2 separate regions of the Homo sapiens genome follow, and region 1 is linked to region 2. Evidence: read pairs that join two places in POLR2A ChIA-PET (ENCODE). Cell type or tissue: B cell. All regions are shown on one strand. Each heading gives the region's core, and the rest is flanking DNA. Links, peaks and the distances in the headings are about the cores only. Region 1 overlaps EZH2 (enhancer of zeste 2 polycomb repressive complex 2 subunit). Region 2 holds the start of LOC124901768 (a long non-coding RNA gene).

Evidence for each region. Peaks named below come from ENCODE experiments on the same cell type or tissue, not always from the same donor. Only the 100,000 strongest peaks of a DNase experiment are listed, where the experiment ranks them.
Region 1: POLR2A ChIA-PET joins it to region 2 with 13 read pairs; 9 of 35 experiments call an interaction of 5 or more read pairs at or near these places.

What each region holds. Positions count from the first base shown.
Region 1 is chr7:148,845,080-148,852,521 of GRCh38, reverse strand. EZH2 (enhancer of zeste 2 polycomb repressive complex 2 subunit) reads left to right here. Exons shown (of 20, transcript NM_004456.5): 2 at 5,217-5,340; 3 at 5,924-6,052. The coding sequence starts at 5,224. Among named protein-coding and RNA genes, the nearest start is that of EZH2, 35 kb to the left of the region's middle. In B cell, for the core only: no CTCF peak of the experiment used is centred there; no DNase peak of the experiment used is centred there.
Region 2 is chr7:148,965,199-148,972,640 of GRCh38, reverse strand. LOC124901768 (a long non-coding RNA gene) reads right to left here and starts at 5,607. Exons shown (of 2, transcript XR_007060580.1): 1 at 5,479-5,607; 2 at 1,871-2,083. RefSeq lists an enhancer at 5,514-5,563. In B cell, for the core only: CTCF peaks have their summits at 5,493 and 5,695 (motif pointing right); a DNase peak (open chromatin) is centred at 5,700; H3K4me3 peaks cover 674 bases.

The DNA of each region.
Region 1 (7,442 bases), core at 1,352-6,351, 120 kb after region 2:
CGTGTATCTAACCCTGTACTGGTCACTATGTCTAGGGAGATGTACCTTGGTCAGGCCAGGGTCACAAGCAGCTTGAGTCAGCTTCCTCCAGTGTACTTGGTAGTTCTCAGAGAAGAGTTGGTGTGAAGTTCCCAAGAGAAGGGTGAATTGACCCTGGGTGGCAAAAACAACATAGCATCTACTCTAGTGGGATAAAGTAAGATGGTAAGGCATGGTGTTCAGGGTATTTCTGAGTTTGGTTTGATTCACAAAATAGATTGTGAACACTGTAATTGCCCTTAATTTTAGTTAACCTATGTAAATGTAAATCTGTGAGGTGTCACTACATTCTGCTAAAGCTTTGATGGGCTCCTGCCATATTCTGGTTTGGCTTTTGTATTAAAGAGCCATTGTTGTTTTGGTTTCACTGTATACAGGTAGACTTTTGTTTTAATGAATAGAGGTATAATCTGTTTTGAACAGGAAAAGCTGCTTTTGTATTCTGGATAAAGTTCATACTAGTGGGATTTCACCTATGAAACTAAACAAATCTTTGAAAAATTTAAAAACCATATGTATTTACACAGTGTCCATTCAGTAGAAGTCGTTTAAATAAAGGCTTCTGCCAATATATGAATATTTAGAGCTGTATTTTATTATTTTACTTTTTTTGAGACAGGGTCTCGCTCTGTCACCTAGGCTGGAGTGCAGTGGTGTGAAGACAGTTCACTGCAGTCTCCACCTCACAGGCTCAAGAGATCCTCCCACCTCAGCTTCCTGAGTAGTTGGGACCACAGGTGTGCGCCACTACACCTGGCTTGCTTGCTTGCTTATTTATTGATTTGAGATGGGAGTCTCACTATATTGCCTAGGCTGGTCTTGAACTCCTGGGCTCAATCCTCCAACCTTGGCCTCCCAAAATGCTGGGTTTACAGGCTTGAACCACTGTACGTGGCCTTGAATCTGTGTTTTAATACTATGCTTACTTGGCTGTGGTGTTGTGAAAAGATCACTGAAAATGGAGTCAGAGGCCTGATTTGAGCCAGTCGTTTGTTGTGGGGGAAGGAGGTCAGGGGAGCTAACATCTAAAGGCTCACTATATGCCAGGCACAGAACCAAGTGTGTTTGCATGTATATTTCGTTTTTGTTGCCAGACTTTGAGGTAGGTTTTATGGATAAGGTCTTTAAGGCAATATCAGCTTCCTTTTAAAAAAGAAATTCCGGAAACTGAGTTTTAGGCTGAAGATCTCTAACTGGTAGTAGGGACAACTGAACCACAGGGTCCTAACTGACCCTGCGATTTATCTCCTTTTGCGGGGGGTTTCTTGATAATAGGGTGCACTTTACCTCATTTTTTGGCTCAAGCATGGATAGGCCACCCTTCCTTTTCATACCTATAGCTAAGCTTTACAAATGATATGCTGATAAGATACAAGCTACTCGTTATTCATGTGGGTTAATAGACCTGTTTGTTTGCTTGTTTTTAAGTCTATAGCCGCCCCACCCCCAATCTACAATTTCACCTTCTAAGGTTTTAGTTACTCATTCAAACTGCAGTCTGAAAATGTTACGATATTTTGAGAGAGAGAAGACTCTAGCTACGTAACTTTTGTAACAATATATTGTTATAATTGTTCATTTTACCATTAGTTATTGCTGTCAGTCTCTTACTGTGCCTTATTTATAAATTAAACTTCATGGGTATGTACGTATAGGAAAAAACATGGTATATTTAGAGTTTAGTACTATCTGCAGCTTTAGGCATCCGCTGTGGGGTTGGCGGGGGGCGGTCTTGGGAGATAAGTGGGGACTACTGTACAATTATCAGGCACACACAGGCTCTGGGATTTTACAAATGAGTAAAAGTGGTTCTTGCTGTTGAAGCACTTACAGTGGGAATAGAGTGAAATACATGAAAATGTGATTTTAATATGTTATAAATGCTATGATGGTGGGAGTTTGTTTTGTGTAAAACATCCTTTTAATTGGTACTTTAAATTTTAATATTCTTTCACAGGTCTACCTATTTAGTCTTACACTTTCAAAGAACTACCTGGATGCTGTAGATTTTCATGATATACTTTATTAGGTATGTTATTAATGGTAGAAACAGCATGGAAAGTCTTCCAGAATATTAGACAAGGACAGTTCTAGTACTAAAACATAAAATGCTAACTAATGTCTTCATCAAGACATAAAATATGTATCTTAAAAAATAAATTGTAAGCCAGGCGCAGTGGCTCACACCTGTAATCCCAGCACTTTGGGAGGCTGAGGCGGGTGGATCACAAGGTCAGGAGATTGAGACCATCCTGGCTAACACGGTGAAACCCTGTCTCTACTAAAAATACAAAAAATTAGCCTGGCGTGGTGGCGGGCACCGGTAGTCCCACCTACTTGGGAGGCTGAGGCAGGAGAATGGCGTGAACCCGGGAGGCAGAGCTTGCAGTGAGCGGAGATTGCACCACCGCACTCCAGCTTGGGGGACAGAGTGAGACTCCATCTCAAAAAAAAAGAAATTGTAATAACACCCACATTATACATCAGTGAAAACTAAACACGTTACTACCCTAGGCCTTATTGCACAGGGGTGCTACCTCCAAGGAGAAATTTGTCTAGGCAGCAGATGGACTAGAGGTGATTAGCCTATGAGCGAATGAGGCTACAGATCATTCCTTTTTATCTGATTCCTTTTCTTTCTAGTTCCTAGGCCTTGGAAGCACTAAGTGGTCTTAAGTAATTTGCATAGAATTAGTTGAGTTCATCTGTTAACTAACTAGCAGATAGGAAGAAAACTATTGTCATGAAATTATTTAAAAAATAATAATGCTCCAGTTTCTTCTCATCTTTGATGTCCTTTGGTCCTACCTCACTGCCTTCCTAACACCATTTTCTGCTTTACCTCAAAGCTGGGGTCATCTTGAGTTTAGCCTGCTTAATCCGAGTGACTGTCAGCTTTATTCCACTTTAGCAACTCGCAGGCAAGGCCACACTTGGAAACTTTTCACTTGGAATAGTTCTATCTTGGTGATTTCATCAGCCTTCTTTATGTCAAATACACTCAAATTCCTGCCCATTCTTATCTCTTCGTTCCCTTCAGGTCCTTAGTCCTTTTAATTTGTGACTTTCATTCTCCAGGTCCATTCTTATTAAATGTCTGCCAGCCAGACTTTAGTTGCCCCCTGTCCAGCTTTCTCTTGCTCAGACCTAAGATTTCTTTAGGTTCTTTCTTTGCCTTTTGAAATCCAGCTCAGCTTTTAAGATTGAGTTCCTTGTTACCTTTCCTGCCATCCTTCTGCAGTTCCTAATATTCTTTTCTTTCTCCCAAAGTGCTTTTGTATAAACAGTCAGCCTTCCATATCCGTGAGTTCCAAATCCATGGATCCTGAATTCATGGATTTAACCAGCTGCAGATAAAAAATATTCAGAAAAAAAAAGATGGTTGCATCTGTACTGAACATGTCTGTACTGTTTTGCTTGTCATTATTTTCTAAACAATACAGTATAACAACTATTTACATGGCATTTACATTGTATTAGGGATTATAAGTAATCTAGAGGTGATTTAAAGTATATGGGAGTCTCTTATATCCCAGGAAGCCAGGTAAAAAAAAAAAGTATATGGGAGGCTATGCATAGGTGATATGCAAATATTACACCACTTTATATCACGGACTTTTGAGCATCTGTGGATTTTGGTATCCGAGGGGTGTCCTGGAACCAGTTCCCCAGGGATACTGAAGTATGTCTGTCTATCTCATACTATATTTTTCCCTTTGTCTTAGGTAGACTATCAGCTCCATAGGGGCAAGGATTTAATAATATTTGTATATTCATTTTATTCAAGTTCGTATACACTGCTTGGGTCATAATATTTATTACATGCTTGAGAAAATGAATTTCTTCGCCCCTTTGTTACAGCTCTGAGTAAACAGCCATCTGCCTTCTCTGTCATCTGTTGGTGGTTGAGTATTTCTGTAGAAAGTTACCCATTGGCCTCAGGACTCTTACTCTAAATCTTCTTCTTAGGCAGTTTTCTCTGTGCATGAAGTTTTTATGTAAACAAATAGATGAAGCCTGCCCTACTCATTTATTTGCTCAAGCCAGAAAGTCACCTTCTTCTTCACTTTCCATATTTAAATCATCATTTGGTGGAATTTTGGCCTAAGCAACTCTTGAATTCACGTACTTTTCCCTGTCATCGCCAGTGTGGTGTAGAAGCCTCTGTCACCCCTTGTCGGGATGCTGTGCTGCAGCATCATCTAACCTGGTTGCAGTTATTCTTTCACTCCCTCACCGCACACCCTTTTACTTAAAACACTAAAAGTGGCTTCTCATTGTTCTTAAGATAAAGCACAAATTGTTAGTGTGGCCTGTAAAGCTTTGCATAGCCTGACAGAGAATGTCCTGCTAATAATTTGAAGGTACAGGATGATTTTAATACTTTAGGAGAAAATGTTCTAGGAAAAGACGCTTGTTTAGACTTAAGGTGAGGACTCTGCAGTATGAATTAGACATCTGGTGAACTATAAGCTGTCCCCGCATTTAAACATAATTGGTTCTGAGAGCCTGCAACTAAAGATAAGGCAGAAGAATTTACTTTGCATTTCCTGCATTCCTCTTTTCGCTTGATAGCAGAAACCCCTCATGTTAATAAAGGTGGCACAAGAGGCAAAAATACAGACTTTATCACAGTGTTTAAGGAGAGGTGCATGATTAAGTGTGTGGGGAGAGAGTACCTTTGTACATTTTATTATATGGTGAACTGTATGTTTTCTACTTTTAGTACTGTTTGTAAATTTTACTTCTTCTTGGATTTACCTTTTTCAGTTATATTATTCCATTATGCCTTGCTACTGTAACAGCTAATGATGAAAAACAGGATCTGTCTTTATATTTTCTTCCCTCCACAAATGTGGATCTCATAGAGTTGAAAACTAGGTTGTGATATAGTATAGTATACCTAATTCCTGTAATGGGATCATGTTCCTATAATATGGCCGCAATTTAGTGTAGAATTTTTGTAAATAAAAGTGTATTTTAAGTTTAACTTAAACTTTCAATGAAGTGTTTTAAGGATTTAACCATGCAGCACAAATGAGCACCTTTCTGTAAATGCCAACAGTGTAATATGTGTCATTTCTTCACTGATTGTTAGTTTGCTGCGGATTAAAACACAGGTGATCATATTCAGGCTGGTTAGATTAGTGATTTTAATATGAAACCATTGCTTTTAGAATAATCATGGGCCAGACTGGGAAGAAATCTGAGAAGGGACCAGTTTGTTGGCGGAAGCGTGTAAAATCAGAGTACATGCGACTGAGACAGCTCAAGAGGTTCAGACGAGCTGATGAAGTAAAGGTATAATTTTATCTTTTGTGAAAATGAATATACAATTAAGGATAGGTTTTTTCCCCTCCTAAGTTCAATAAGTTTTTATTTAAAATAATTCTAGCCAAGTTTGTATTTACAATAAGATGAGTGAATACTTGGAAGCTTAGGTTCTTGATCTGTCTTAACATTATACCATGCACATTAATCAGTCTTTGTTTAGTATACTTTTATTTGCATATGCAGCTGCAGAAATGCCTCCCTAAATATAAAGGGATGCATTTCATGATTTTATGTTTCTAAAGTCATTGTGATTAAAAAAAAAAATACACACACACACACACACACACACACACACACACACACACACACAGTCAACAAAGAAAGGATGGCAATCGTTTCCTGTTCTCTAACCACTTGCAATAAAATAACAGATGTGGTGTTTTTGTATTATTTGAATGTGGGAAACTATAGTGTAAAATCTATATGCACCTAAGAAAATGTTCTTGATATTTTTGAGGATACACTAGATTTTTAACCTGCTTTACAGGTGTTATACATTTTCTAACAATGAACAATTTCTCCTTTCCTCTCCTTCATTTTTTTTTTTAAGAGTATGTTTAGTTCCAATCGTCAGAAAATTTTGGAAAGAACGGAAATCTTAAACCAAGAATGGAAACAGCGAAGGATACAGCCTGTGCACATCCTGACTTCTGTGAGCTCATTGCGCGGGACTAGGGAGGTTGGTTAACATAACATGTTGTAGTAATTATCATCATCTTTTGGTTTATGCTATTGGAACATTTGTTTGGTTATTGGGAGGAAATCATTGACCTCAGGGTGTCCATCTTTTTATTGCTATTTCTTTTTAATGTGCAACTGTTAATGACTGCTGTAGATCACACTATTAGCTATTCCTATAACAGAGTTCTAAGTGTTTGGAATATACTTTGAACTAGGTAGATGCCTAGATTTTATAAGAATGTTGATTTAAAAAAAAAAGCTTTTAAATCAAATACTCTTTAATGTCCTCATCAGATCACTATTTAGAGCAAGGTTTTCTGACTCACTGTTGTAACCCCAATTTGAATTAGCCATGTGGTAAGAAATGTTTTAATATTCATGGACAAGAAAGCTTTTTATTATATATTTTGTTCAAAGGCTAAGCCTCTCTATAAGAATTTTTAAATTTCTTGTTGAGAGATTGGAATTTCTTTTTCTATAGTACTTTCTGAACGAGCTAGCTCTTAATTACTCCAAGAGTTTCCTATTTTCAAAGAAAGGCAGTAAATCTATGGTAGAATCTATAATTAAATATCCCGTTAAAACATGATTGCAGCAAGATGAGAAGAAAATGGCAAAAGTCTAAATAGCTTAGGCATTTCTGTTTTTAAGTGCCTGTGTTGTATAGAAAGACATGGCATAGGATATTTAAAGGGGAGTTGAAGCAAAAGGGGAAAGAGCGAGTTGGAATTAAAATTGCACTATGTAGTAGATTGTTTATCTGAATGTCTAAATATGGGAAGCACCTAAACAATGGAATTTGTTTTAAGATAATTTTTCAACGAGTAGCCATTTTTAATATAACATTATTGTAACAAGCAACAATTTGCTATTGTATGAGGCCTTCTGGAGATTGTGTGACATATGAGCTTCAAAGACTTGTCAGTGATATCCCAGTAGCAACAGACATAATCCTAATGCAGATTTTAGTGATATTCTGGTGGTCTTGATGGTGACACTTGGAATGATTCTTAGTCATTTATGCGTTTTGTTAGGTGACACCTCTGTAAAGCTCTGACTTATAATTGTATAAATATTGATTATACAGTGACACTTTCCTCCTCATCTGGTACAGGCCAGAGCCTAGATGTTAGAGGTCAGTGGCATGGGGGAAAGGGATTCTTTTTGATGCCCATCAGAACGTTCTTAAAGGGAATAAGGATGGGGCTTTTAAGTAATTGCTTTGAAAGTTTTTATTTGGTGACCTTTTAGAAATGTTGAATTGAAAGAAAAACCTCATTTTCTCTCTGGAGGAATAAATCTTAGAAATTTGGAGAAATTAGGTAGATTCACATGGAAAACTTATTTTTGCCACCCATTATGAATCTCAGAATGCTATCAAAAGCCTA
Region 2 (7,442 bases), core at 1,061-6,060:
GAAAGGATGACAAGGTTGGTAGTGAAGAGGTTGCTTGAAGTTCCAGTGAGATACTCATGTGGAACTAGCTGGCTGAAGCCGTGGGGTAGGAGATGTATCAAGGACAGGCACATTTGTGTAGGCCAAGGGCTGGAGAAGGCAGAGAAAGGGAAGCAGAGTCAGGCAGAAGGGAGGAGCTTCATGTGAGAGTTGGGTTAAGGAGAAGAAGGACTCAGCAGCCACTGGGTTTGTCAAGACAGAACTGGTGACCCGAGAAAGCAGGGGGATTCAAAAAAACATTTTAAAGGGAACATCTACTGGATGTGCCCAGTGGCATTCGGAACCCATTTGTATCCACCTCCCGGATACAGAATAGGAGGCTGGCAGTGAGTGGAAGGCAAAGAGACGGCCACGGTGTTGGGAGGAATCACAGTTTTTCTTTTCTTTTTTTAAGATGAAATCTTGCTCTGTTGCCCAGGCTGGAGCGCAGTGGCGAGATCTCGGCTCACTGCAGCCTCCGCCTCCGGGGTTCAAGCAATTCTCCTGCCTCAGCCTCCCGAGTAGCTGTGACTACAGGCATGCACCACTATGAGTGGCTAATTTTTGTATTTTTAGCAGAGATGCGGTTTCACTACGTTGGCCAGGCTGGTCTCAAACTCCTGACCTCAAGCAATCCGCCCACCTTAGCCTCCCATAGTGCCGCGATTAAAGGCGTGAGCCACCGCGCCCAGCTGGAATCGTCGTTTTTCAAGACGGTTAAGATGGGTGCATGTTTTCAGATGGTGGGGAAAATTGATATAGAAGAGGTGAGGGGTTAAGTTTTGGGGGGGCCACTGGAGTCAGGGACCACCTAGTTACACAATGCAATCAAAATTAACCTGAGGGCCAGGCGCAGTGGCTCACGCCTATAATCCCAGCACTTTGGGAGGCCTGAGGCAGGAGGATCACTTGAGCCCAGGAGTCTGAGACCAACCCAGGCAACATGGCAAGAATTTATCTCCACAAAACCATAAAAAAAAAATTAGCTGATTGTGGAGGCACACGCTTGTTGTCCCAGCTATTTGTTAGCTGAGGTGGGAGAATTGTTTGAGCCCAGGAGGTAGAGGCTGCAGTGAGCCATAATCACACCACTCCACTGCACCCCCAGCCTGGGAGCAAGACACTGTCTCAGAAAACAAAACAAAACAATCAAAAAACACACTGTGGCTCACGCCTGTAATCCTAGCACTTTCAGAGGCCAAGGCTGGAGGATCACATGGGGCCAGGAGCTGGAGACCAGCCTGGCCAACATGGTGAAACCCCATCTCTACTAAAAATACAAAAATTAGCCAGGTGTGGTGGCACCCGCCTGTAATCCCAGCTACTCAGGAAGCTGAAGCAGGAGAATCGCTTGAACCTGGGAGGTGGAGGTTGCAGACAGCGGAGATCGCACCACTGCACTCCAGCCTGGGCCACAGAGAGAGATTCAGTCTTGAAAAAATGAAAAATAAAAATACAAAAAAAATTAAATTAACCGGGCGTGGTGGTGCACATGTAATCCCAGCTACTTGGGAGGCTGAGGCAGGAGAATTGCTTGAACCCGGGAGGTGGAGGTGGCAGTGAGTCGAGATCGTGCTACTGCACTCCAGCCTGGGAGGCACAGAGAGAATCTGGATATATATTACCAACATGAGTTATCCCTGGTAATGTATACCTTGTTCCCCTGGCTGAGGTGTGTTTGTCAGCTTTCTCTGCCGTAAAGTGGCTCTTTTTACTTACTCTCTCTCCCCATACTGTACTTTTTGGTGGAAGTTTGACCAGGACAGTTTTTCAATGGTATTTCTCTTCCACAGGCCTGACTTTTCCTTTGTCACGACAACACTCACATCTGTGAATATACCCACATCCTACGTTTGCCGCCACGAATACTTCTTTCCTTTATTATCTTATTTTCCTCTATCATCTTCTTTTCTTTTCCTTGTGTACAGCTTTCTCTTGAGTCTTGCCAGTTGGTCTGCATTAGATGGTGAATAAATATCCATAGGAAGCAAAAACTTGGCAAGTGGGTGTTGCTGGAGCATGGGAGACAAACAGTTCCCGTGACCTCAGGTGATGAGGCTGTGAGCTGCAAAGGGAGTTGTTTTAATTGTAATGCTATCGGCAGTGACACATGTAGCAGTTAATCACCACATCAATCCATCTATAGCATAATTATCATCTCAGTTAAAACATCAGAGCCTGCTGGCAAGTATCATTAAGTCTAAATTGGATGCCTGGGCAATGTTCTAATTACAATATTTGAATTTTTAAAGTGAACTCATGGAAAGATTAGCTTCATGCTGTAATTATTGATTTCCACCTATTGGACAGGAATATGCACAATGTACTCTTGAAGTAAATGATCACTCTCTCCTTATAGCACTAAGGTGGGCTTATTTATATGATTAATTAAAGTAATTACATCTTGCTTCTTATAATAAAATATATATTAGAATATATTCAATTCTAATTACATCGTACATTATATTATAGAAAATATTTTGTTTGAGCTCAGGAGTTCAAGCCCAGCCTGATCAACATGGTGAGGCCCCGTCTCTACTAAAAATGCAAAACTTAGGCTGGGCATGGTGGCTCACGCCTGTAATCCTAGCTCTTTGGGAGGCCGAGACAGGCGGTCAGGAGATCGAGACCATCCTGGCTAACATGGTGAGACCCCCATCTCTATTAAAAATACAAAAAATTAGCTGGGCGTTGGTGGTGGGCACCTGTAGTACCAGCTACTCGGGAGGCTGAGGCAGGAGAATGGCGTGAACCCAGGAGGTGGAGCTTGCAATGAGCCAAGATCGCACCACTGCACTCCAGCCTGGCGGACAGAGCGAGACTCCGTCTCAAAAAAAAAAAAAAAAAAAAAAAAAAAAAAGCCGGGTATGGTGGTGTGCATTTGTAATCCCAGCTACTCAGGAGGCTGAGACAGGAGAATTGCTTCAAATCAGTAGGCGCAGGTTGCAGTGAGCCGAGATGGCACCACTGCACTCCAGCCTGGGCGACAGAGTGAGACTCTGTCTCAAAAAAAAAGAAAGAAATTAAACTATAGGGAAGTCATCTTTTGATTAAAATAGAAAATGTAATCCTTGGCATTGGGCCTCTGCTTTTTTAGGCTCCTGCTGTACAGATTTGGGAAGCACTGGCTCTGGTGAACAGGGCAAGCCTGCTGAAAATGTGACCTTTTTGGCCTTGTATTAGGCCATTCTTGCGTTGCTATAAAGAAATACTGGCCAGGCGCGGTGGCTCACGCCTGTAATGCCAGCACTTTGGGAGGCCTAGGTGGGCGGATCACGAGGTCAGGAGATCGAGACCCTCCTGGCTAACACGGTGAAACACTGTCTCTACTAAAAATACAAAAATATAAAAAAATCAGCCGGGCGAGGTGGCGGGCGCCTGTAGTCCCAGCTACTGGGGAGGCTGAGGCAGGAGAATGGCATGAACCCGGGAGGCGGAGCTTGCAATGAGCCAAGATGGCGCCACTGCACTCCAGCCTGGGCGACGGAGCGAGACTCCGTCTCAAAAAAAAAAAAAAGAAATACTGGAGACTGGGTAATTTATAAGAAAAGAGGTTTAAGTGGTTCACAGTTCTGCAGGCTGTAGAGTAAGCGTAGCACTGCATCTGCTTCTGGGGAGGCCTCAGGAAGCTTCCAATCATGGCAGCAGGTGAAAGAGGAACAGATGTGTCACATGACAGGAGCGGGAGGAAGAGTAGGGGGGAGGTGCCATACTGTTAACCAGATTTCGAGTACTCACTCACTATCTTGAGGGCAGCAGCGAGCCATGAGGGATCTGCCTCCATGATCCAATCACCGCCCCACCAGGCCCCACCTCCAACATTGGTGATTACAATTCAACATGAGATTTGGAGCAGACATCCAAACGATATCAGGCCTCTATCCTAAGGGCCACAGTGCCACCGTGGATGACCAAGTGGGCTGTGCCCTGCATGACTCTCGGAGCCACCATTCCTGCAGAGTCTAGAATGTAGACTGGACTGAGACTCATGCCCTGGAGTTGTACTAGGTGGCTGTGGACCGCCCATAAATTATGTAGGTGAGGGCAGGTGCTATGGCACATGCCCGTAATCCCAGCACTTTGGGAGGCTGAGGCAGGCGGATCACTTGAGGTCAGAAGTTCTAGCACAGCCTGGCCAACATGACGAAACCCCATCTCTACTAAAAAAGACAAAAATTAGCTGGGTGTGGTGGCATATGCCTGTAATCACAGCTATCAGGAGGCTGAGGCATGAGAATTGCTTGAACCCAGGAGGTGGAGGCTGCAGTGAGCCAAGGTTGCACCACTACACTCCAGCCAGGGTGACAGAATTGAGACTCTGTCAAAAAAAAAAAAAAAAAAAAGGCTGGGTATGGTGGCTCACGCTTGTAATCCCAGCACTTTGGGAGGCCGAGTTGCGCGGATCAGGAGATCAGGAGATCAAGACCATCCTGGCTAACACGGTGAAACCGCATCTCTACTAAAAATACAAAAAATTAGCCGGGCTTGGTGGCGGGCGCCTGTAGTCCCAGCTACTCGGGAGGCTGAGGCGGGAGAATGGCATGAAAAAAACAAAGCTCATTTTAACGTCTTAGCCATTTTAAGTGTACCGTACATTCAGTGTTAAGTGCATTCACATTGTACATAATCAATCTCCAGAATGTTTTCATCTTGCAAAAACTGAAACTCCATACTCAAAAATAACAACTTCCCATTCTAAGCTCCTCTCCCCCACAATCCAGCTCCATGGTCACCACCATTCTGCTCCCTGTGTGTATGAATTTGAGAACTCTAGTATTCTAATGTGGAAACACACCACAGCTGGTTTATCCATTCATCCATAGAGGAGCATTTGGGGTTTCCACCCTGTGGCTGTTGTGGATACTGGTGCTAGGAACATCAGTGTAACAAATGTCTGCTCGATTATTCTCTTACTTTGAAAAAACTTTCAAAAAACTAGTTTGAGCCCAATAGGCCTGATTTGCTCTAACGCTGGGTCCTGGATCGCTGGTTGTTGGATCTGAATCATACTGCAGTTTGCTTTCTCCAGACTGGGTAAGGAGCCACTCTTGTTCTCCCTGCAGCCCACTTTTCTGTCACAGGTATTGATATTGATCAATATCTTGCATCCCGGCGGGGCGCAGTGGCTCACGCCTGTAATCCCAGCACTTTGGGAGGCCGAGGTGGGCGGATCACCTGAGGTTAGGAGTTCCAGACCAGCCTGGCCAACATGGTGAAACTCCGTCTCTACTTAAAATACAAAAATTAGCCGGGCTTGGTGGCGCACGTGCCTGTAATCCCACACACTAGGGAAGCCGAGGCAGAATTGCTTGAACTTGGGAGGCGGAGGTTGCAGTGAGCTGAGATGGCGCCACTGCACTCCAGCCTAGGCAACACAGCAAGACATATATATATATGTCTTGCTATATATATAAAAAACCCCTACGTGTCTTTGCCTCTCTGTGCGCCCCCCACACTTACCCTGATGCTTCTTATGTGAGGAGCGGGAACACCGGGCTTTCTTTTGTTCTCCTGCGTGAAGGCTCCCAGGGAGCCTCACCTTCTCTGGGACTTGCCTGGAGCCTCTGCGAGAGGCGAGTATCGGCACCACCAGGCCAGCCCCGAGCAGCATCTCCCATGGGCTGTCCAGGTTCGAGCCAGCGCTTGTCACCCTGTCTGCGTCCTGCAGGGGGCGCCAGAGGCCCAGCGGTCGTTCGGCCCTGTCAGCTGGTTGACACCGAGGGCCAGGATTGCGCTCGTTTTTAAGTATAATATTTTAGGAACGCCGTGACCCCACCCACCTTGGCTGACTGACTTGTGAGATATGACCAAAAACAATGAATCGACATGGAGAAATTGGAACGCTTGCACTCTGCTGGTGGGAACAGAAAATGGTGCAGCCGCTGTGGAAAACAGTCTGGCAGTTCCTCAAAAAATTAAAAATAGCATTGCCGGCTGGGCGCGGTGGCTCACGCCTGTAATGCCAGCACTTTGGGAGGTCGAGGTGGGCGGATCACGAGGTCAGGAGATTGAGACCATCCTGGCTAACACGGTGAAACCCCGTTTTTACTAAAAATACAAAAAATCAGCCAGGCGTGGTGGCGGGCGCCTGTAGTCCCAGCTACTCGGGAGGCTGAGGCAGGAGAATGGCGTGAACCCGGGAGGCGGAGCTTGCAGTGAGCCGAGATCGTGCCACTGCACTCCAGCCTGGGCGACAGAGCAAGACTCCGTCTCAAACAAACAAAAAATTAGCATTACCTTATTTATGATTCACCAATTCCACTTCTGGGTGTGAACCCGAAAGAATCTGGCCGGGCACGGTGGCTCAAGCCTGTAGTCTCAGTGCTTTGGGAGACTGAGGTGGGAACATAGCTTGAGCTCAGGAGTTCGAGACCAGCCTGGGCAACATAGTGAGACCCCCGTGTCTGCAAATAATTTTAAAACTTGGCTGGGCACGGTGGCTCATGCCTGTAATCCCAGCACTTTGGGAGGCCGAAGCGGGTGGATCACTTGAGGTCAGGATTTCGAGACCAGCCTGGCCAACATGGTGAAACCTCAAATCTACTAAAAATACAAAAATTAGCTGGGCATGGTGGCACATGCCTGTAGTTCCAGCTACTTCGGAGGCTGAGACAAGAGAATCACTTGAACCTGGGAGGCGGAGGTTGCAGTGAGCCATGATAGCACCGTTGCATTCTAGTCTGGGTGACAGAGCAAGACCTTGTCTCAAAAAAAAAAAAAAAAAAAAAAAGAAAAAAGAAAAAAAGACTTGAAAGCAGGGACTAGAAGGGAAGATATGTGTACACCTGTGTTCATAGCAGCATAGTTCACAATTAGCCATAAGGTAGAAGCAACCAAGTACCCATCGAGGGACATGAATGAGTAAACGCAATGTGGTATGTACAGTCATCTACAGTCGTCCCTCGGTATCTGTGGGCAGTGGTTCCAGGACCCCTGCTGGATCCCAAAATCCATGGTTGCTTAAGCCCCTCATAAGATGGTGTAGAATTGCCGGGCGTGGTGGCTCACACCTGTAATCCCAGCACTTTGGGAGCCTGAGGTGGGTGGATCACGTAAGGTCAGGAGTTCGAGACCAGCCTGGCCAACATGGTGAAACCGTTTCTACTAAAAATACAAAAATTAGCCGGGTGTGGTGGTGGGTGCCTGTAATCCCAGCTACTCAGGAGGCTGAGGCAGGAGAATCACTTGAATCCAGGAGGTGGAGGTTGCGGTGAGCCGCGATCACACCATTGTACTCCCAGCCTGGGTGACAAGAGCAAAACCTCCGTCTCAAAAAAAAAAAAAGATGTAGAATTTACATATAACCTATGCACATCCTCCCATATACTTATAAATCATCTCTAGATTACAAGTACAGATTTAGATAATACCTAATACGATGTACATGATATAGAAATAGTTATTATGCTGTATTCTTTAATGAA